Linked DNA regions of Mus musculus: region 2 is linked to region 1. The links are chromatin loops, found by intact Hi-C in ENCODE. Cell type or tissue: left cerebral cortex. All regions are shown on one strand.

What was found. A loop is a pair of places that touch in the nucleus more often than their neighbours do. Peaks named below come from ENCODE experiments on the same cell type or tissue, not always from the same donor. Only the 100,000 strongest peaks of a DNase experiment are listed, where the experiment ranks them.
Region 2: a loop joins it to region 1, with 2.4 times the contacts of the local background. A loop is called at or near these places in 8 of 42 quality-filtered maps.

Annotation. Positions count from the first base shown.
Region 1 is chr5:115,905,928-115,908,427 of GRCm38, forward strand. The region is part of intron 8 of Cit (citron); the gene reads left to right. It overlaps Gm42008 (a long non-coding RNA gene), which reads right to left. Exons shown (of 3, transcript XR_003955981.1): 1 at 2,474-2,500; 2 at 439-2,088. Among named protein-coding and RNA genes, the nearest start is that of Gm42008, 1.4 kb to the right of the region's middle. In left cerebral cortex, a CTCF peak has its summit at 1,524; DNase peaks (open chromatin) are centred at 1,551 and 1,865; H3K4me3 peaks cover 1,762 bases; H3K27ac peaks cover 1,838 bases.
Region 2 is chr5:115,789,590-115,792,089 of GRCm38, forward strand. No RefSeq gene overlaps it. Among named protein-coding and RNA genes, the nearest start is that of Cit, 55 kb to the right of the region's middle. In left cerebral cortex, a CTCF peak has its summit at 1,028 (motif pointing right); a DNase peak (open chromatin) is centred at 1,039.

The DNA of each region.
Region 1 (2,500 bases):
GATTGTACTCAGCCCCTTATGTTGGCTGACTCAACTCTCCAACCTCCCCACAGCCCCCAGAGACCGAGTCTCGCTATGTTCCTTGAGTTTATCATCTGTAGCCCAGGCAGGCCCTGGCCTTCTGATCCCCCTGCCTCAGCTGCCCGAGTGATCAGGTGATAGGCCTGTACTGGCAGCCCAAGCCTCTTTTCTAATCTTGACCGCAGTAATGCTTTGAGCATGGCAGAACTTTACAGATGAGCCTTATTTTATAGTACAGAAATTCAGAAATCATAATTACTTCACTGAGGGTGGCTCCTACCTCTCTATTAATCATCTTCCTAACACAGAAATGGAATTCTATTTTCGTCTCCTACAGATAAATTAGTATATAGTGGAAAGGGATTCAACTTCTGCGAGGAATTATAACGCCATGGTAGAATTAACACAAACACTCACCTTGGCGTGCCTGTGCCTTGTATAGCAGAGACCGACTCTACTCAGCGCAGATGCCGCGCTGTCTCACTGGACTTGAGCGGCTGCTAAGGTCTGCCACATCATGCACTGTACGCCAGCAATGATAACGGCCACAGGTCACCTTCATGGGTGTTCACCGAGTGCCAGAAGCCACACTGAGCACTTTGCATAGATTCACCTAACAGTCAGGTGCAGAGGCAGGAGAATCACAAGTTTGAGGCCAGCCTTCACTGCTTAGGGACACTCTTTCAAAGCCAGACATGACCTCCCCACAGATGCCTACAGAGGCTGAGTGCCTTTCCCAGGGTCATAGAACTGGAGTGGGTGGAATTGGGAGCCATTAAGCCACCATGTTTCTGTATCAGAGTCACCTACGTATTTCAGTATGTTTATCTCGATGTCCTTATCTTGGGATGGAAGCACTTCCTTTTGGTCATCATACATTGTAATTTCTGTGATTTCAATTTTAATCTTCCAAAGGAGGGATTGGGTGAGCACGGGCAGTCAGATGGGGTTTGCACCACCATTAGATTTGCACCCCAACCCCCCCCAACCCCCCGCTTATGGGTGTGCACAGGGGATGCGAACCCCTGCATCCAGTCCCAGTTCCCTTCCCATAAGCTAATGTTGAAAGCGTTAAGCCCCGGAGCTTCTGACTCCAGCAGGGAAGGCTGAGCTGCTCCCCGGAGAGCCCGGAGGTGTTAGATAAGTCTCTGTTAGCTCGCATTTCACATTCCCTGATCTTCTCTTCCCCACCTCACCTCGGTGCACCTCGGAGACTGTTCTTTTGCATATCCCAGAAGCACCCGCCGCCCCTCCGCGTTCACCTCCCTCTTCCTCCGCACCCCTCCACATCACTCCGGTTACTTCTCTGCCTGGCACTGCTTTGACCGTTGTCCCCGGGGATGCTTCGGCAACAGCCAGCTCCTTCTGAGTCTGTGGGGCTGAAGGCGTGCTTGCTGCTCACCCCCCACCCCACCCCCAGCACAGAACTCTGTCTGGAAAACAAGAGGTTAAAAAAGAAGTCTGGACCGTGAAGGGCTGTGACAACTGTCCTAGGGGGAGCTCTAGCGAGCCCTGGCGGGCAGTGACTCATGCGGCTCCGTCACTCAGATCGGCATTGGCCCCTGCCACGCAGGGTGGCCAGGTGGGGTTACCGCCAGAGCACGCACTAAGGAGTGGGGAGGTGGTAGCATGCAGCCTGCACTGCGGGGGATGTGATGCCGGCTTGCCAACTTCCCCCTGCCTGGTCCACTGCGGACGTCCCAGCCTGCAACCATGGTAACACTTCTGACTGGAAATGCCCCTGGGAGCCCCCCACGATGGGCAGCCTCCTGGTGACTGATGGACAGCCGCTCACGCGTCTGAGTGAGAGAGCCTAGTAGGTCTGCAGGCGGCAGAGACGATGTGATTCCACCCCCCCTCCCCAGCTGGGAGTCATGCCATAAGAGGTAGGAGCCTCACCACAGATGTGCGTCTGTGGGTCTCTATGTACCCCTCACCGGTGCTGGGTGCTGTAAATCACTGCAACTTTATCTGGCTGTCTTTTGATTATGCTGGTTGAACTGCGGTGGATTCGATGGGCAGGGGTGTGTTGAGGGGAGTGGGGGTTTTGGGGGGGGAGATAATGAACTAAAAAGGAAAAAAAAAAGTGGTTAATAGGATCTCTGAGTAGACTCAGCTGGCTATGAATGAACCAGACTGCAGCGGTGACCCAACCACGGTTGTACAGCTTTCTAAGCCCACCGTCCTGTTCTCTCCCCTCATTCTGGCTAAGTCATGAGACATGCACGTCTTCCATCTGACAGCCATGCATATCACCAACTATTAATCATTTTAGACCTGTCTGGAAGAGGGGCTCAATGGGCTTAGGTCACCCGGCACCCTGGCACTCCAGCGTCCAGGGATGGAAGGCTGCTGGAAATAATGAGCCAGGAGCTGCCTTCCCTGGGTGAGTTGCCCAAGCACTTCAGCGGGGGGGTCCAAGTGACCTGTCTGAGTTTATCTTTCACCTCACCCACTGCCCAGAGAGGCAAGCTGTCTG
Region 2 (2,500 bases), 120 kb before region 1:
ACCAAGTGAAGAACTTAGTTGACCCAATCCTTAGTTTTGGGGACAATGCTTAAAAATCAACCAATTCTGAGCTTGAAAAGACCCTTAGAGATAGAATTTCTTCTTTTTTCCTTCTCTCTGTCCATTTTGTTTTTAAACAGATTTTTATTTTATGTGCATGTGTGTGTGCCTGAGTGTGGGTATGCACACTATGTGAGTGCAGGAACCTCTGATGGCCAAAAGAGGGCTGAAGATCCTGTGAAAATGGAGCTATAGGTGGTTTGTGAGCTGTTGTGTGGGGCCTGGAACTGAACCTGGTTCCTCTATAAGAACACCATGCCCTCTGAATGACAGACTCTTTAGCCCCTTATTTCTTTTACTAAAACAGAATTTCGCCTTTATTTGTTTTATTTGTGGTGTGTGTGTGTATGTACACTTGAGCACACATATAGTGTTCATATCGCTGTGCATGTGTGGAGGTCAAAGGACAAGTTGGAGGAATCGTTCTTACCTCCCTTCGTGTGAGTTCCAGGGGTTAAACTCAGGCACTCGGGCTTGGTGGCAAGCCCCCTTATACACTGAGTTATCTTGCTGCGATCCTCTCCTCTCTTCTCCTATTCTCTCTCTTCTCCCTTCCCCTTTCCTTTTTCTTGTCTGTGAATTTTCCGTGTTAGGGTCTACCTACTGAGGGCTGGAGAATGTAATGTTTTCTTCCTGTCTTCTTCACTGGGGCAAAAAAGTCAGTAATATCCATTTTGTTTTAGTTCAGAGGCTGACACTTAGCTTTGACCACCTACAAAGTTGTTGTAAGCCGACCCACAGTTTCTTTATCTGTAAAGTGGGAATAAATCAGTGTCAACCTTGGTTGGTAAATATAAGGATGAGTTTGAAACATTATATATGAGTATGTTCCCTCACTGATGAAAAAAATTAACATCTAAAATGTAATTATTTACTTGCTGCCTACCATGGGATGTTGAACACTGGTAGGTGTTGCAAAATTAGGTCCACAGAGTGTGGTCCTGTGGGAACGGCTTTAATTATGACCACCAGATGGCAGCAAAGAGCAGGCTTCCCTATGAGGCTTCTGCTGCAGCCAAAAGATCCAAAGGCAGAATAAAATGGTTGATAGCTCTCCCTGGTTTCTATCTCATTCTCCATCCCTCACACGCTCCTCTCTGCGTCCCCAACACTTCCCTAGCCCAAGACCACTTAGGTATTCTTCTTCTACCAATTCTTTCCCTGGGAATGATGTTTAAACACACATTCAAGGGCACATTAGAATTAATGGCAATCCCTGTGTGTTTACAGCCTGTAGTTAATGTGAACCATCAATGAAAATTGAACCTGGGTGGGGGAATTTATGAAATACATATTTATGAGGCAACAAGGAAATATGAAAATATTTAAACAGATTATTTAAGATCCAGGTCCCTCTCCCAAGTGGATGTATCTGGGATCTATCCATTACCCATTCGATAAATATTTATTTCTGGCTTGGGAATAAAGATACATTAAAAAAAAAAAAAGACAGAGTCTCTCTATTATGTAGCTCTGGCTGTCCTAGAGTTTACTATGTACACCAGGTTAGCCTCAAAATCCTAGAGACCTCTGCCTCCTGAGTGCTGGGATTAAAGGAATGCACCACTATATTCTTTATATTTTTTAATATTAGTTTTTTATATTAGCTAAGGCATGAGGGGAGCCATGGTGGTGTGTTATGGGGTGACAGTCTTTGGAGGGGCCAGGGCAAGTCTCCCTGGTAATGTGTTCTTTGTGGTGAGGTGCAAGAGTTGGCTATGCAAAGGAGCACACAGAGCCCTCCAGTCTGAGGGAACAGGGCCCTTCATGGTCCAGAGAAGCCCGTGTAATTTTACATCAGTTTGATTGAGAAAATAAATAGTGGAAGACCAAATCATGACTCAAGGACACTTAGCTGTCAGTACACTGTCTGCACGTATTTGGAAGACTCCTCATGTGTGCTCAGAGACAGCAGCATCCATTTCTTCCAAGAGCGCTGAGTGGATCTCACAGAGTCCTTATTTATGATGAGGCTGTGAACACCACCCCTGGATCCCACAGGGTTCACTCACTATCCCAAGAGGCTGCTCGTGGGACGATGGTTCCTTTCTCGCAGACTCCATTTTAACAGGAGAGGGTGGACCTTATGAAGCATGTCTGTTTTGACCATGTATCTTTTGGCTCTGTTCCTATTCTCTATCCCCTGTGCTTGTCACTGTGGTGGTTTGAATTAAAATGGCCTCCATAGTCCCATAGGAAGTGGCACTATTAGGAGGTGTGGTCTTGTTGGAGGAAGTGCGTCACTGAGGGGTGGGCTTTGAGGTTTCAGATGTTCAAGCCTGGCCCAGTGTCTCTCTCTGTCTGTGGCCTGGGGATGCAGGTGCAGAACTCTCAGTTGCCTCTCCAGCACCATGTCTGCCTGTGACCATGTTTTCTGCCATGATGATAATGGACTAAACCCCTGAACTGTAAGCCAGTTCTAATTAAATGCTTTCCTTTA